Linked DNA regions of Homo sapiens: region 1 is linked to region 2. Evidence: chromatin loops called from intact Hi-C (ENCODE). Cell type or tissue: heart left ventricle. All regions are shown on one strand. Each heading gives the region's core, and the rest is flanking DNA. Links, peaks and the distances in the headings are about the cores only.

Region 1 (8,342 bases), core at 211-8,210, 54 kb after region 2:
ATCCTCCAGCCTTGGCCTCCAAAAATGTTGGGATTGTAGGTATGAGCCACCACATGTAGCCTCCTTTATAAATGTTAATATGAAAATCTTCAAAAAAAATACTAAAAAACCAAATCTACCAATGTACAAAAAGATTATAGAGCATTATCAAGTGAGATTTATCCCAGGAATGCAAGGTTAAATTAATACTTGAAAATTAATTAATGTAATATACCATATTAATGTAAAAAGGGGAAACAACACAAGATTATCTCAATGATGCAGAAAAAGCATTTAACAAAATCTAACACACTTTGATGATAAAAAAAACAATCAGCAAACTAAGAATAGCGGGGAACTTCCTCAACCTGATAAGGGTATCAATGAAAAACTCAAAGCCAATGTCATACCTAACAGTGAAAAATGGAATACTTTCCCCCTAGATAAGGAACAACACAAGAATCGTTCCTCTTGCCATTCTATTCAACATTGTATTGGAGGTTGTAGTCAGACCAATTAGGCAACAAACAGAAATAAAAGGCATCAGAAAGGAAGAAGAATAAATATTTTTATTTGCAAAAATATCAAATATTTCTTACATATCAAAAATTCTAAGAAATTCACCAAAACTAATAAATGAATTCAGCAAAATTACAGGATAGAACATCAATATACAAAAAAGCAATTGAGTTTCTATATACTAGTAAAGAACAATCTAAATTAAAAATTAAATTTCTGAATTAAAATTAAGAAAAACATTTATTTACTTTAGCATCAAAAGAAATAAAACACTAGAAAAAAAATTTAACCAAAGAAAGATTACACTTGTACACTGAAAACTAGAAAATATCATTGGAAAAAATTAGAGAAGTCATCTACAAATGGAAATATTTCCCAGTTTCATTGATTGAGAGATTTAATATTAAGATAGCAATACTCCCCAAGCTGATCTAAGATTGAATGTGATCTCTATCCAAATCCTAGCTTCCTCTGTCTTTTTTATTGAAATTGATCAGCTGATCCTAAAATGCATATGGAAATGCAAGAGACTCAGAATAACTAAAAAAATTTCACAAAAGAACAAAGAATAGTTTTTTCAACAAACAGTGCTGGGACTGTGGATATCCATATGCAGAAGAATGAAGTTATAGTCCTACCTCACACTATATATAAAAATTAACTAAAAATGATTGAAAAACTAAATTTAGGAGCTAAATTATAAAACTTTTAGAAAAAATATAGAAGTAAAACTTTATGACTTTGGATTTGGTAATGATTATTAGATACGCTACCAAAAGCAAAAGCAACAAAAGAAAAAATAGAAATAAATTGAACTTCATCAAAATTAAGATCTTTTGTGCTTCCAAACACATTGTCAAGAAAGTCAAAAGATAACACACAGAATGAGGGGAAAACATGCATATTACATATCTGATAGAAGGGCTGTATATACAATGTGTAAATAAGTCTTACAACTCAATAATAAAAGATAAATAACCCAATTTTTAATGGGCAAAGGACTTTGATAAACATTTCTCCAAAGAAAATACACAAAAGGTCAGTGAGCATATGAAAACATATACAACATCATTAGTTATTAGGGAAATGCAAATCAGAACACAATTAGATACCACTTGACATCATTGGATGGACATCATTAAAAAGTGAGGTAATTACAAAACAGTTGGCTGGCATGGCAGCGTGTGCCTATAGTCCCAGCAACTTGGGAGGCTGAGAGGGGAAGATCGCTTGAACCCGGGAGGTGAAGGTTGCAGTGAGCCAAGATGGCACCACTGCACTCCAGCCTGGGCAATAGAGTGAGACCCTGTCCTTCTGCCCCACCACCAAAAAAAAAAAAAAAAAAAAAAAAAGGTAATAAATGTTGGCTAGGACATGGAGAAATTGGAACATGGGAATATAAAGTAGTGTAGCTGCTTTGAAAAACAGTCTGAGTCTGACAGTTCCTCAAAAAGTTAAACGTATATTTTACAAAATGAGTTAGTAATTCTACTCCTAGGTTGACATCCAAGAGAGTGGAAAACATGTCCATACAAAAACTTGTGTACAAATGTTTATAGCAGTGTTATTTATCACAGCCAAAAGATAGAAACCACTCAAATGTCCATCAACCGATGAGTGGATAAACAAAATATGGCTATATCCATGCAATGGAATATTGTTTGTCCACAAAAAGGAATGAAGTACTGATACATGCCACAACATGGGTGAAACTTGAAAAGATTATGCTAAGTGAAAGAAGCCTGTCAGTCAAAAAGGCCACATATGTATGATTCCATTTACATAAAATGCTCAGAACTGACAAATCCAAGCAGACAGAAAGCTGCTCTGTGGTGGCCAGAGGCTGGGGAGAAAAGGGATTGAGGAGTGACTGCTAAGGAATACAAAGTTTCCCTCTGGGGACGATAAAAAGGTTCTGGAATTAAATAGTAGCAAGACTTGCATAACTTTGTGACTATACACTGAATTTATGCTTTAAAGGGGTAAATTTTATGGTATATGAGTTATAATGCAGTTTTTTTTTTCTTTGAAACAGGCTGGAATGCAGTGGTGCCGTCATGGCTCACTGCAGCCTCAACCTCCCAGGCTCAAGTGATCCTCCCACCTGAGCCTCCTGAGTAGCTGGGACTATAGGTGAGTGCCACCACACTCGGCTTATTTTTAAATTATTTTGTAGAGACGGGGTGTCACTGTGTTGCCCAGGCTGGTCTCAAACGCCTGGACTCAAGTGATCCTCCTGTCTCAGCCTCCCAAAGTGCTGGGATTACAGGCATGAGCCACCGACCCTGGCCCCAACAAAAATTTTTTTAAAGAAAAATATACCTTCTGGTAATTCTGTGTTCTTATGGTGATCCTTATTTATAGAAGTCAGGGGTATGGAGAAGCAGGTGGTTTCTCTGAACTATTTACCTAAGTCAGTTTCCACTGAGATAAGCACATTCCAAGTGTCCCTTAAAAAGTTTTTGGGGAGGGATTACAAAAGGACAAAGGGACATTTTTAGGAGTGATGGATATGTTCATTGTATTGATTGTGTGATGGCTTCATAGATACATACTTATGTTAAAACTCATTTTGTAAACGTTAAGTATTTGCAGCTTATTTTATATCCATTATGTCTCAATAAAGCTATGGGGGGCTGGGTGGGGGGGAGAAGGAGAAAGTATCCCCTATAGAAGGGACACTCAACAGCCAAGTTCACATGAGCCAGTCTTTCTCACTGGCTGCTAGGGAACTGGCATGACAGGTGTCTTAGTCAGTTCAGCTGCAACAAATTCATATGGACTGGGTGGCTTAAACAACAGTAATTTACTTCTCACAGTTATGGAAGCTGGGAAGGCCAAGGTCAAGGTGCTGGCCAATTTGCTTCTCTTCCTGGTTTGCAGAATGCAGTTGTTTCATTGTTTCCTCACATGGTGAAGAGAGAGAGAGAATGGAAGCTCTCTCCTGTCTCTTACAAAGGCACCAATTACATTCAGGAGGGCTCCCCCACCACGAGCCAATCACTGGCCAAAGGCCTCAACTCCTAATACCATCGCACTGGAGATCAGGCTTTCACACATGAATCTAAGGACACAAGCTTCAGTCCATAGCAAGGAGAACTGAATAGGATTCCCCTTGGCATATATGGAGGCTACGGGAGGAGCAACAGCGTGGACTCCCACTTACCAAGGCCAATCTAGCTACTGCCGCTTCTAAATGTCCAACTGCCAGCAACAGAGACCGATGTCGAGCTCCCGATAAGACAGTGTTCCTCAACGAGACCAACCAATCCCTTGGTAGCACCTGTCTACACTGAGCCCCTTCCATGCCAAATGATCCTTCCACACACGCACCAAGTCTATTCTGGATTTATCTTTCCTGCACACACCACTCTCTGGGGGTTCACAGAATGCCTAATCCACAGACAAGGAATCCTATATGACATAGAAGTGACCAGGTACCCATTTCAGAGCCAAGAAGGTACAGAGTGGGCCTGTGACCCTGGGGTCCAATGATAGAACCACATACCACCCCATGTAGATGCAGTCGGCTTGACAGAAAATTGCAATGGCTCCTCGAAGACACAGCTGATACAATGACTGGAAGGACAGCCTCTGTGTCACTGTTCAAGGTGTAGACAAGCAGCAAATTTCATACACAGCCAGTAGGAGCAGAAGTCCCTTTACAGAACAATTTGTGTCAATAGGTGGTAAAGCTCATTATCCAGCCCTCTCAGCTCCTGTGCATATTCTACAGAGATGTTAGCTTAAGTGCAGAATGAGAGGTGCCCAAGAACGTTTTTGCAACATTGGTGGCAATAATAAAATATGATAAACAACTTAAAGACCCATTAACAGGAGAATGGATCATAAGAGCACAGAACATTTACACAGTGGAATACCCTGCAGTCACCTGTAATCCCAGCACTTTGGGAGGCTGAGGTGGGTGGATCACCTGAGGTCAGGAGTTCGAGACCAGCCTGGCCAACATGGTGAAACTCCATCTCTACTAAAAATACAAAAAGTAGTCAGGTGTGGTGGAACACACCTGTAGTCCCAGCTACTCGGGAGGCTGAGGGAGGAGAATTGCTTGAACCTGGGAAGCAGAGGTTGCAGTGAGCTGAGTTTGTGCCACTGCACTCCAGCTTGGGCAACAGAGTGAGACTCTGTCTCAAAAAAAAAAAAAAGCATGAACTAGAACAATACATCAGCTGGATGTGGTGGCTCACAGCTGTAATTCCAGCACTTTGGGAAGCCAAGGAAGGAGGACTGCTTGTGCCCAGGAGGTTAAGAACACCCTGGGCAACATAGTGAGACTCTGTCCCTACAAAAAAAAAAGGAAAAGAAAAAAGAAAAATTTACCCAGGCATAGTGGTTCATGCCTATAGTCCCAGCTTCAGGAGGCCAAGGTGGGAGGATGGATTGAGCCCAGGAGTTCGAGGCTGCAGTGAGCTATAATTGCACCACTTCACTACAGCATAAGCTACAGAGCAAGATCCTGTCTCAAACAAAACAAAACAAAACAAAACAAAATGTCAATATGGATATATCTTTTTTTTTTTTTTTGAAACGGAGTCTCAATCCGTAGCCAGGCTGAAGTGCAGTGGCATGATCTTGGCTCACTGCAACCTCCGCCTCCCGGGTTCAAGTGATTCTCCTGCCTCAGCCTCCCGAGTAGCTGGAACTACAGGTGCACTCCACCAGGCCCAGCTAATTTTTTTTGTACTTTTAGTAGAGACAGGGTTTCACCATGTTGGCCAGGATGGTCTCGATCTCTAGACCTCGTGATCCACCCGCCTCCCAAAGTGCTGGGATTACAGGCATGAGCCACCATGCCCAGCCCGATATGAATATATCTTGAAAACATCATAATACACAGAAAAAAATAAGCTGCAGAGTAATATAGCATTTGTTTTAAATTTGTGAACATTAAAACCAATGTTACATATCCCCTATGGGTTCATACACTTAGAGCAATTATATAACAACACACATGGGGAGCGTAATCATCAAATTCAGAATAGTTCTTGCCTCTGGGAGATAGAAAGATGCATTTGACGTGAGAGGGGTACACAGGTGCCTTCCACTATGATCTCGAAAAAATGATCTAAAGCAAGTATGGACTGGGCATGGTGGCTCCTGTAATGCCAGCACTCTGGGAGGACAAGGCGGATGGATCACTTGAGGCCAGGAGTTTGAGACCAGCCTGGCCAACAAGGTAAAACCCTGTCTCTACTAAAAATGAAAAAAATTAGCTGGGCGTGGTGTTGTGCACCTGTAATCCCAGCTACTTGGAAGGCTGAGGCATGAGAATCGCTTGAGCCTGGGAGGTGGAAGTTGCAGTGAGCTGAGATCACACCACTGCACTCCAGCCTGGGCAATGGAACGAGACTCTGTCTCAAATAAAAAAAAAAAATAGTGTTTCGATTACAGGCATGAGCCACAGTACCTGGCCTAATAATTGATATTATAGTAGTTTGTTTCATAGTCAGGCACATCTACAGAGATATAATCCATAGAAGAAATTGTGGTTTGAAAGGCCTTTGCATTTTTCTTTAAAATATTTTAAATGATGCATTATTTCAAAATCTGAAATGTACAATTTAACTAAAATTTAGCTTGGGTTTGGAATGTAGTGATGAGAGGCCTGCTCTAGGTTTTACTTCTGGTTAATATTATTCTCTCGGAAAAAATAATGTCAACTATTAATTGGTCCATGACTTAGCTAGAATATTATTTGCTTTATTTTTTGTTTAGTGTAAATATTTTATTTCAACAAAAACTTGTTTTCTTGAGGCAGGATCTTACTCTATCACTCAGGCTGGAATGCAATGGCACTATGATGGCTCACTGCAGCCTCCATCTCCCCAGCTCAAGGGATCCTCCCACATCAGCCTCCCAGGTACCTGAGTGCCACCACACCCAGCTACTTTTTTGTATTTTTTGTAGAGACAGGGTTTCACCATATTGCCCAGGCTGGTCTTGAACTCTTGAGGTCAAGCAATCCTCCTACTTCGGCCTCCCAAAGTGTTGGGATTACAGGCATGAGCCACTGTACCTGGCCAACAGAAACATTTTAAAATACCGCCCTTGTAACTTTAAACCTTTAGTCTCATTCAGCTCATGAATACGTGGAGATGTGATGACGAGGGGTACCTGGCTCCTGAGTGGAGAAACACGGTTTTATTTTTGGTCTCAATGTGTCTTAATGAAAAGTGTTCTTACAATGAACTCTTGTTTCCATGAAGTAGAGAGTGAGTCTTTTATTGTTGGACCCAAAGGGCCAATAACTTAGAGAGTAGGATGCATTTCTCTGAATACACATATATTATAAAAGCAGAAGGCTACAGTGGAAAGATCAGTTAAAAGATGACCAGGCACGGTGGCTCATGCCTGTAATCCCAGCTCTTTAGGAGACCAAGGCAAGTGGATCATTTGAAGTCAGGAGTTCGAGACCAACATGACCAACATGGTGAAACCCCGTCTCTATATTAAAATACAAAAATTAGCCACATGTGGTGGTGGGCGCCTGTAATCTCAGCTACTCAGGAGGCTGAGGCAGGAGAATCGCTTAAACCGAGGAGGAGAAAGTTGCAGTGAGCCAAGATGGTGCCACTGCACTCCAGCCTGTGCAACAGAGCGAAGATTGCCTCTCAAAAAATATAATGACAATAAAAAAGAAAGAGAAATATTGCAAAGTACAAGTGAAGTATGCAAGCACCTCCACTGCAGACATTATGGAGTAGATGGAAAGAAGGGGGAAATGAAAAGGGACAGACATTCAGACATGAACAGAGTGGTTGGGGACTCCTGGTCTCAGAGCTGGGCCCCCAAGTGTGTCCACACTATGAGATTAACCACAGAATTAGACAGCGACGGGGCATTCGAGTAGCAGGCCCCCTTGAGTCCTCATACAGAAAACAGAACTTGGCCTCCTTGAAAACGGGGCGAGCGTAAGGGTACAATGGACAGTCACAACTTTAAAGGAAAACTTGTATTATGAATGATTTCTCCCGAAATCCAAACCCCTACAAAAGACCACTCTTAACCATAATGAATTTATAAAAAAGTGAATACAGATGCTCTTGAATATCCAACAAGCATCGGCCACCTCCTACCTCCCACTCGCTCCTCTAAATTAGAAGGTATGCATAGATACATTGAGTTTTTTATAGCTGCTGGAGAACTCCCAAAATGCTTTACTTTCGACACATATGCTTTCAACCTATTAGGAAAATGTTCTAGTTGGAGGCAATGCTTCTTACCCTTAAATCTACCAAATAACTTTTAATACAATCTACAAAGTATATAGTTAAATGTGCCTTTTATTAATTTAAAAGCAAGCCATAGAGCTTAGCATATTTCTTTTTGGATTGCATCATCAGAGATGTATTGAACACGAAGCCCAAGTTCCTATTTTCCTCTAAGGGAAAGAGGGACATTTCCCCATATGTTTTTGTTCACACACCTGTACACTCACAGTACCACACCCAGTCCCATTAGGGGTAGCTGCCTTTGGAGCCACACTTAGATCTCCCATTTAAAAAGCTTCTTCTCACTTTGGAAGGCTGGTGGTTTTGTGATATTTCATAGGTATACCCCTAAATCAGCATTTTTTAAAACTTCTCACTATGGACAATTTGAAACATACACAGAAGAAGACAGACTTGGGCAATGAACCCTCGTCACCCAGATTCAATAATTATCAGCTCAAGGTCGACCTTGTTTCATTTACATCCTCACCCACTTCCTGTCCTCTGGCATTGTTTTTTTTGTTTGTTAGTTTGTTTTTGTTTGTTTGTTTTTGAGATGGAGTCTCGCTGTGTTGCCCAGGCTGGAGTACAATGGCGTGATCTCAGCTCACT
Region 2 (8,342 bases), core at 246-8,245:
CCTTTTTTTTTTTTTTGAGATAGGGTCTCACTCCGTTGCCCAGGCTGGAGTGCAGTGGCAAGATTACAGTTCACAGCAGCTTCCACCTCCCAGGCTCAAGCAATCCTCCCCACCTCAGTCTCCTGGGTAGCCGAGACTACAAGCGCATGCCACCACGCCTGGGTAACTTTTTGTATTTTTTGTAGAGATGAGGTTTTTCTGTGTCAACCAGGCTGGTTTCAAATTCCTAGACTCAAGCCATCCTGCCTCCTCAGCCTCCCAAAGTGCTGGGGTAACAGGTGTGAGCCACCACGCCTGGCCGAGGAGTTAATTCTTAATTCTTTGTACCTAAGGTCCAAAAACAAAATGTAACAGTCATGCATGGTCATTACAGACGATTTTACAATATGGAAAACAATGAAGAGGGAATGATTACTCGTAGATATCACCCAGGAAAAAAAAAAAAAAAACCTTATTGGTATTTTCATATTAGCATATGTCCTTCCAGATTTTCTTAGGGAGACATGAGTACATTCACCCACATACAACACTGCAGATATGTTTCATGCCGTTTTTACTTACAATTATACTATGAGCACATTTTAGTGTTAATCAACTGAAATTTAGATAATCATTTTAACAGCTACTAGTATTCCATCAGTTGAATAGGCCATAATTTGTTTACCTGCTCCTCTATTTTTTAAGGAAGTTTTTCCTTTTTGTTGTTGTTGTTACTACAGATAAAGTTGTATAAACATGTCCTACATCCATTTTACACACCTGTCCAATTATCTCCTTCAGATAAAAGTATGCGTCCTTAAAAAGCTTTTGATTCATGTTACCAAAATATTCCTCAGAAGTGATTCCACCAATATGCACTCCCTAAAAGTAATGTGTGACAATGGCTTTTTCCTACACCCTGCCACACCCTCTTATTTTTATTTGCATTTATTTGGACATTTTGTGACTTTTTAAAAATATGTTTGTTGTGTATTTGTGCCCTGCCTGTGTATATCTATCTGATGCCTATTTGGGAAAGCAGAGAAGTATTTGGGGTTTTTGGTTTTTTGTTTGTGGTTTGTTTTGGTTTTGTTGTTGTTGTTTTAGACAGAGTCTCCCTCTGTGGCCCAGGCTGGAGTGCAGTGGTGTGATCTCAGCTCACTGGAACCTCCGCCTCCCAGGTTCAAGAGATTCTCCTGCCTCAGCCTCCCGAGTAGCTGGGACTACAGGCGCCCGCCATCATGCCCGGCTAATTTTTGTATTTTTAGTAGAAACGGGGTTTCACCCATGTTGGCCAGGATGGTCTCGATCTCTTGACCTCATGATCTGCCTGCCTCAGCCTCCCAAAGTGCTGGGATTACAGGCGTGTGCCATCACGCCCAGCCTTTTTTTTTTTAATTGATTTCTTTTTTGAGATTTTACTGTAAAAAGAAACAGGAAGAAAAAAAAAGAAAAATGGAAGGCCATGGGATGCTGTTAGATTGATACATGAATGTCACCCCAGTCAATGTGTCTGTGGCCATCTTCATTCTCCTAGCCATCTCCCAAGTAGGGCTAGCCCGACGCCTTTCTTGCTCTCACTGTCCTTCCCCCCCCCTTTTTTTTTTTTGAGACAGAGTTTTGCTCTTTTTGCCTAGGGTGGACTGCAATGGTGCGATCTAGACTCACTGCAACCTCCACCTCCCGGGTTCAAATGATTTTCCTGCCTCAGCCTCCCAAGTAGCTGGGGTTACAGGCATGCACCACTACGCCTGGCTAGTTTTGTATTTTTAGTAAAGATGGGGTTTCACCATGTTGGCAAAGCTGGTCTCAAACTCCTGACCTCAGGTAATCCACCCGCCATGGCCTCCCAAAGTGCTGGGATTACAGGCATGAGCCACGGCTCCTGGCCTCCTTCCTCCTCTTAACCAGACACCTGCAACCAAGGACTCTCTCCCAGAATCTTAAGGTTACAAAGTTGTTTATGTCAAGATGTGGTTCTCATGGTGCCATTAAAAAAGAGAGAGAGAGAGAGAGAGGACAATATTCATTGCCTTCCTTATCATGTAAGCATGTTTACCAATATTATTTTATGAATTGCCATTAACATTTTCTTTTCTTGTGACATTAAGATAAAGCTTAAATAGTAAATATGTAATTATTAAAGTGTGTATTCCACAGTTTCAGAATATCTTGAAATCATATTTTGCGGCCGGGCCTGGTGGTTCACGCCTGTAATCCCAGCACTTTCGGAGGCCGAGGCAGCCGGATTGAGGTCAGGAGTTCGAGACCAGCCTGGCCAACATGGTGAAACCCTGTCTCTGCTAAAAATACAAAAATTAGCCAGGTGTCATGGCAGGTGCCTGTAGTCCCAGCTACTCCGGAGGCTGAGGCAAGAGAATCGCTTGAACCTAGAAGGCAGAAGTTGCAATGAACCAGCATGGCGCCACTGCACTCCAGCCTGGGCAACAGAGTGAGGCTCCGTCTCAAAAAAAAAAGAAAATCGTATTTTGCAACATTTTGGCAAGACTTGAAAAGAAATCCACTTTTGTATATTGATTCATACGTATATATTAGCTTCCTCAAAATTAACAGGTTGAGGAAAATGCCCTAATGAAACTGTGAAAAACAATTAAGTAATGGAATTTAAAATTAGGCAGGAGGCACAGAGTTCTACAAAGATAACTTTCTGCATTGGCTCATTAGCTCAATAGTTCCTGAGAGTTTTGGCTTATTTTCCTGGCTTTTTAATCTAAGTATGTAGTGAACATCTTTTAATATTTCTACAGTATTTATTGATCTGCACACTTACTGCTATCATTTTCAACATTTTTCCTATTTTTGCTTCAATTCAATGCAAAATATGTTTATAGTTGTTATAGCATTAGTACTATTTTGTTATATTGTATTTCCATGTCTGTTTCTAAACTAGAAGTGCTTTTAGGGCAAGCATCCTGTATTTTCATCTTTGTGTCACAAGCACCATATCTGGAATATTATAAATACTGTTTGATTTAGTTTGGTTTGGTTAGGATTGGAGTTTTTTGTTTGGTTGGTTGGTTTTTGGTTTTTTTTTTTTTTTTTTTTTTTGAGACAGGATCTTACTCTGTCACCCAGGCCAGAGTACAGTAGCACAAGCATGCCTCACTGCAGCCTCGACATCCTAGGCTCAAGCAATCCTTTCACCTCAGTCTCGTGAGTACCTAGGACTACAGGTATGCCTCACCATGTCCAGCTAATTTTTTTATTTTTTTTTGTAGAGATGGGGGTCTCCCCATGTTGCCCAGGCTGGTCTCAAACTCCTAGGCTCAAGCTATCCTCCCACCTCAGCCTCCCAAAGTGTTGAGATTACAGGCATGAAGCACCACACCTAGCCATGACCATTTGTTTTCTTATTTATTTATTTATTTATTGAGATGGAGTCTTGCTCTGTCTCCCAGGCTGGAGCAGTGGCATGATCTCAGCTCACTGCAACCTCCGCCTCCCAGGTTCCAGCAGTTCTTCTACCTCAGCCTCCCGAGTAGCTGGGATTACAGGCATGCGCCACTACCCCCAGCTAATTTTTGTATTATTGTTAGAGATGAGGTTTCACCATGTTGGCCAGACTGGTCTTGAACTTCTGACCTCAGGTGATCCACCTGCCTCGGCTTCCCAAAGTGTTGGGATTACAGGCATGAGCCACTGTGCCTGGCCTGTTTGTTTTCAAGATAAAAAATAATCAAGTACATGGTTGAAACATCCAAACAGAACAGAAAAGAGTCAAATAAACAGTCCAAGCCTCCCACCAGCCTCCCGGACTCCTTTGTCCTTCACCCGGTTCCTCAAGGCTTCATGGGACTCTACAGTTGGGTATCACATCATTGCCCACTGAAAAGCTTAGAGGACTTTAAGCTTTTGTTTTGGGGATAACATTCTTACATGTTAGTTTGGTGCCAAATCCCTTCATGATCTGACCTCTCAGGCCTTCTCTGCTCAGGGTCCACCACTTTACACTCCCAGAACACAACCCATTCTTTCTCATCTCCTCTGCTGTCTCCAGGAAAGCCTCATTCCCTTGTCAAGTCACTTATCACTGTATTTTCACGGTAGGTTTCTTCTTCCATGCACTAGGAGAAAAGGGAACCCTCCAGGGGTACAAACCTAGCTCCCTGGGAATTTTTATTCTCAGTGCTTCGCCCAGTGCCTGGTATCTACTGATCACCAAATGAATGTTTTTGCAAGAACAGAGTCACCAGAGAATTGCAAAACAGCACGGGCAGGATGGAGTAGGCAAGCAATTAAATCCAGGAAATGGTTAAAAGCAAGAGAACTACACTTCACTCTGGAGTTGAAAGAGGGACCATCTGCATCCGGCCTTCCTCTCGCTCCCAGCTTGGACGCTGGCTTCCTGAAGATAGGGAGGGCTGTTCGGTGGGAGGGCTGTCAGCCCCACAGATGGCTGAGGTGGCGTTAGTGGAGTGCTGGATGAGGGTGCCTTTTGGATGGGGTAGGTCATGGCACAGAGACCTTCTGATTTGCTTTTGCTAGAAAGGCTGGGTGGGAAGGGACACCTCAGCAGGGGCAGAAGGGAGCTGGTTTCCTGAGGGTGGTGACAGCCCACTCCTGTAGCCAAAAGGGGACCTCCACATTTCCTTCTAGCTTGTCTAGCCCAGAAGAACTGGGGTGGAGCCCAGGGTTCAGGGTAGATGCTGGAAACAGGAACACATTCGTGGACTACGAACTTTGCAGCTGCACAGGTAGAGTGGAGGATGGAAGCCCAGCTTTCCAGGGTCCTGAGTTGACAGAATGGAAGGCATCTGTGAGACATAGGGCTAATGTGGGAAGTACCTTCATTCACGGGTCTCAGACCACCAGGGAAGGAGGCCCGCCCTGAGCAGAAGGCAAGCAGAGACATCATAGACTCACACATAGATGCTGGAGTTGAGGGGAGCCCAATCGTTACCTATCATAAACTCTAATCATCCAGTGGCTGCTGTGGGAAAGAAAGGGAATGGAATTTCCATGCAGGAAAACTTACCTGACAACACTGACATTTTGTTCACATTAGTCATTGGAGACATTTTCATTTTATTGTAATGAAGCAGGGCACAGACAATGTCTTGCAAGTCTGGATGTTTTAGAAGGGATTGGTGAGCTTGATAATAATAATAATAGCAACTGGAAACAAGAGTTCTCTGTTGGGACAGAGAACATGGGGGATTCTCAACTACCTCCTTGCCGCAGGAACTGGGGTAGTGTACTTACCCTCTCTGAATTTGTTTCCTCATCCTTTAAGGGAAGTCTTTAATCCTTTGTGAACTATAAATCATTGTGTAAATATTGGGCCCCGATGTAAAGAATAAGAGGATTTGATTCGATTCAAATTTTAACTTTTGAAGCCTTTCCCAAGACCCTTTCCCCTTTCAAAAATAAATGAAAGGCCAGGCGCAGTGGCTCATGCCAGTAATCCCAGCACTTTGGGAGGCCGAGGCGGGTGGATCACTTGAGCCCAGGAATTCGAGACCAGCCTGGCCAACATGGTGAAACCTCGTCTCTACTAAAAATACAAGAATTAGCCAGGCGTGGTGGTGGGCACCTGTAATTCCAGCGACTCAGGAGGCTGAGGCAGGAGAATCGCTTGAACCTGGGAGGCAGAGGTTGCAGTGAGCCGAGATCACACCACTGCACTCCAGTCTGGGCGACAGAGCAAGACTCTATCTCAAATAAATAAATAACATCTTCCGTGTTCTCAAAACACTCAGGTCATTCTGCTGTAAACACATTTAACCCATTATATTCCTGTAAGTTATTATTTTTCTTTGCCTATATTTGAATGTCTTCACCAACCGGTAACTCACTACCTCCTAAAGCTGCCCAGACCTTCTTTGGTCACCCTCAACTACAGGAAATTTGCCTTTGCATTCTGTGAATGGATCTTCTTCCCAGGCTTTCCACCCAGTTTCTAAATCTTCCCATTTGAGACCACATAGACCAAGTCTCACTGTTCTTTCAAATGACAACCTTCAAACATTTGAAGCAAGCTGTGACTTTCCCAGGCTAAACACGTTTTCTTCTCTCACTTGCTCATCCAGTATGTTTCCCCAGACCAGCCCCCACCCTCGTATGACTCCTGTTGATAACATCACTAAGTGAAACCTTGGAAACAACCTAAGTGTCCAGCGGTGGAGCCTCAATTTTAAAATATAGCTCATCGACTTGTGGAAATAGAACACAAAATGAAGAATATTTCACAACATGAGAAAAATGATTACAGCAGTTAGTATACTTTGCATGACTTCAACTTTATAATAAACAATGTATATAATAAAAAATTTTTGTAACATTTATCTCTGGAGGGTACAATCACAGGTGATAATTTGTCTTCTTTGTGCTTGTTTTTCAAATTTTGTATAATCAACTACTGGTAATCAGGAGAAAAAATAGACCCCGTGTCCCTGTAATTTTTACCTAATGACCTGAGACCTTAATTTTTAGAATATCACAAAATAGGCTTCTTCCTACTTCTCATTTCAGAAATTAATATGTGTAGCAAATAGCCTCAGAGTACCAGGAGCCCAGTGGGCACTCAATAAATATTTGTTTTCTTCTTTACTTGCCTAAGTACTTGAAAAGCACTCTCGCATCCTTCCATCTCATTAAACCTTCTCTCAGCTGCTTCCTATGGCTTGATTTCTACTCCGTATTACAAAGGACATTTGCTGTATGTTTCACTTTGGGCTTTTTAAAATTATTATTATTATTTGAGACAGGATTTAGCTTTGTCCCCCCCGGCTGGAATGCAGTGGCACGATCATGGCTTACTGCAGCCTTAACCTCCTGGGCTCAATCTATCCTCCCATCTCACCCTGCCAAGTAGCTGGGACCACAGGTGCTCATCACCACATCCAGTTAAATTTTGTATTTTTTGTAGAGATGGGGTTTCACCGCATTGGCCAGGCTGGTCTTGAATTCCAGGCTTCAAATGATCCATCTGCTTCTATCTCCCAAAGTGCTGGGATTACAGGCGTGCCCCACCACACCTGGCTTGTCTGGGCTATTAATCAGAGGTCCCTAATAGTTACCAGCTCCAACAGCAAGAGAAAGACACATCCCCTTTAAAGGGACATAAGTATAGAAGGAACAACAGCTTCACCATTTTTGCAGTATTTTTAAGCCAGTAAAATTAAAATAGAATGGCCAGGAGTTAATCCTTCCATCATACGGGTGATGTCCTTATCAGAGCGTAGTCTAGTTTCTGATCCCTGGATCACCAAAGGGACTGACATTATTTGCCTTGGAGAGAGAAAAGCAAGTATCATGTGCCACTCGCAATTTTGCATGTTAAAGGGTTTTCCAAGAAGGAGGTCAAGACAGTGAGAACCAAAACAAATGGAACAAAAAGCCCAGAGGTCTCAACTTGTCACACCAGAGATCACCTTTTCCCAAAACCGGCTGTCTTAGACGGTGCCTTCGTGGATGCAGTCACCATTCTCTCAAACCCCATAACCTGTAAAATCTTTCTACAGTTGAGTCACAGGTTACCTGCAGTGAAGTGCATAGCTATTCATTTATACCACATGCACTCGTTGAGTGTCTGCACTGTGTCAGTTACTCTGATCGGTGCTGGGGATGCAAAGATGGTTGAGATTGGACCCCAGTCCTGAAAACGTCCAAGACCAGTAGGGAAGACCAAATGGGTCAAAGAAACTATAACGTGATAAATTCTGGAGTAAGAAGGAAGAGGCCCCTGAACCCCATCTGGGGGAATCCCAGATCAACGGCCTGAAGTTTTTGTCACTTACCCTCCCAGCTTGTGATAGATCTGGAATGCCTGATAGAGAGTGGGGAGGAGGAAGGAGTTTGTATAAAGGTTCTTTCTCTTTGGGTTAAATTTGGTCTCATTTTTCTAGCATTTTCAGATGGAAATATATATAGCTTTGAACTTTTCTTCCAGTTTATTCATTAAGGCAGTAAATTCCATCTAAGCACTGTTCTGGCTCTGTCCTACACATTTTGATATGTTGTATTTAAACTATTTTTAAATTATTATTTCAATTTAAAATATTTCTTTCTTTCTTTTTTGTGAGACAGAGTCTCGCTCTGTTGCCCAGGCTAGAGTGCAGTGGCGCGATCTCGGCTCACTGCAACCTCCACCTCCCGGGTTCAAGTGATTCTCCTGCCTCAGCCTCCCAAGTAGCTGGGATTACAGGCACGTGCCACCACGCCCTGCCAAGTTTTGTATTTTTAGTAGAGACGGAGTTTCACCATCTTGGCCAGGCTGGTAATTCAAAATATTTCTAACTGTGCTTTTTTCTTTGATATGGGTTATTTAGGAATATGCTGAATAATATTCAAATATTCAAATTAAGATATTAATTTTTGTTACTGATTTCAACTTTAACTCT

Evidence for each region. Hi-C counts contacts between places; a loop is a spot of excess contacts. Peaks named below come from ENCODE experiments on the same cell type or tissue, not always from the same donor. Only the 100,000 strongest peaks of a DNase experiment are listed, where the experiment ranks them.
Region 1: it touches region 2 in a loop (2.0-fold over the local background); 4 of 110 quality-filtered maps call a loop at or near these places.

Annotation. Positions count from the first base shown.
Region 1 is chr21:37,300,062-37,308,403 of GRCh38, reverse strand. No RefSeq gene overlaps it. Among named protein-coding and RNA genes, the nearest start is that of VPS26C, 37 kb to the right of the region's middle. In heart left ventricle, for the core only: no CTCF peak of the experiment used is centred there; no DNase peak of the experiment used is centred there.
Region 2 is chr21:37,354,527-37,362,868 of GRCh38, reverse strand. No RefSeq gene overlaps it. Among named protein-coding and RNA genes, the nearest start is that of DYRK1A, 8.1 kb to the left of the region's middle. In heart left ventricle, for the core only: no CTCF peak of the experiment used is centred there; a DNase peak (open chromatin) is centred at 4,348.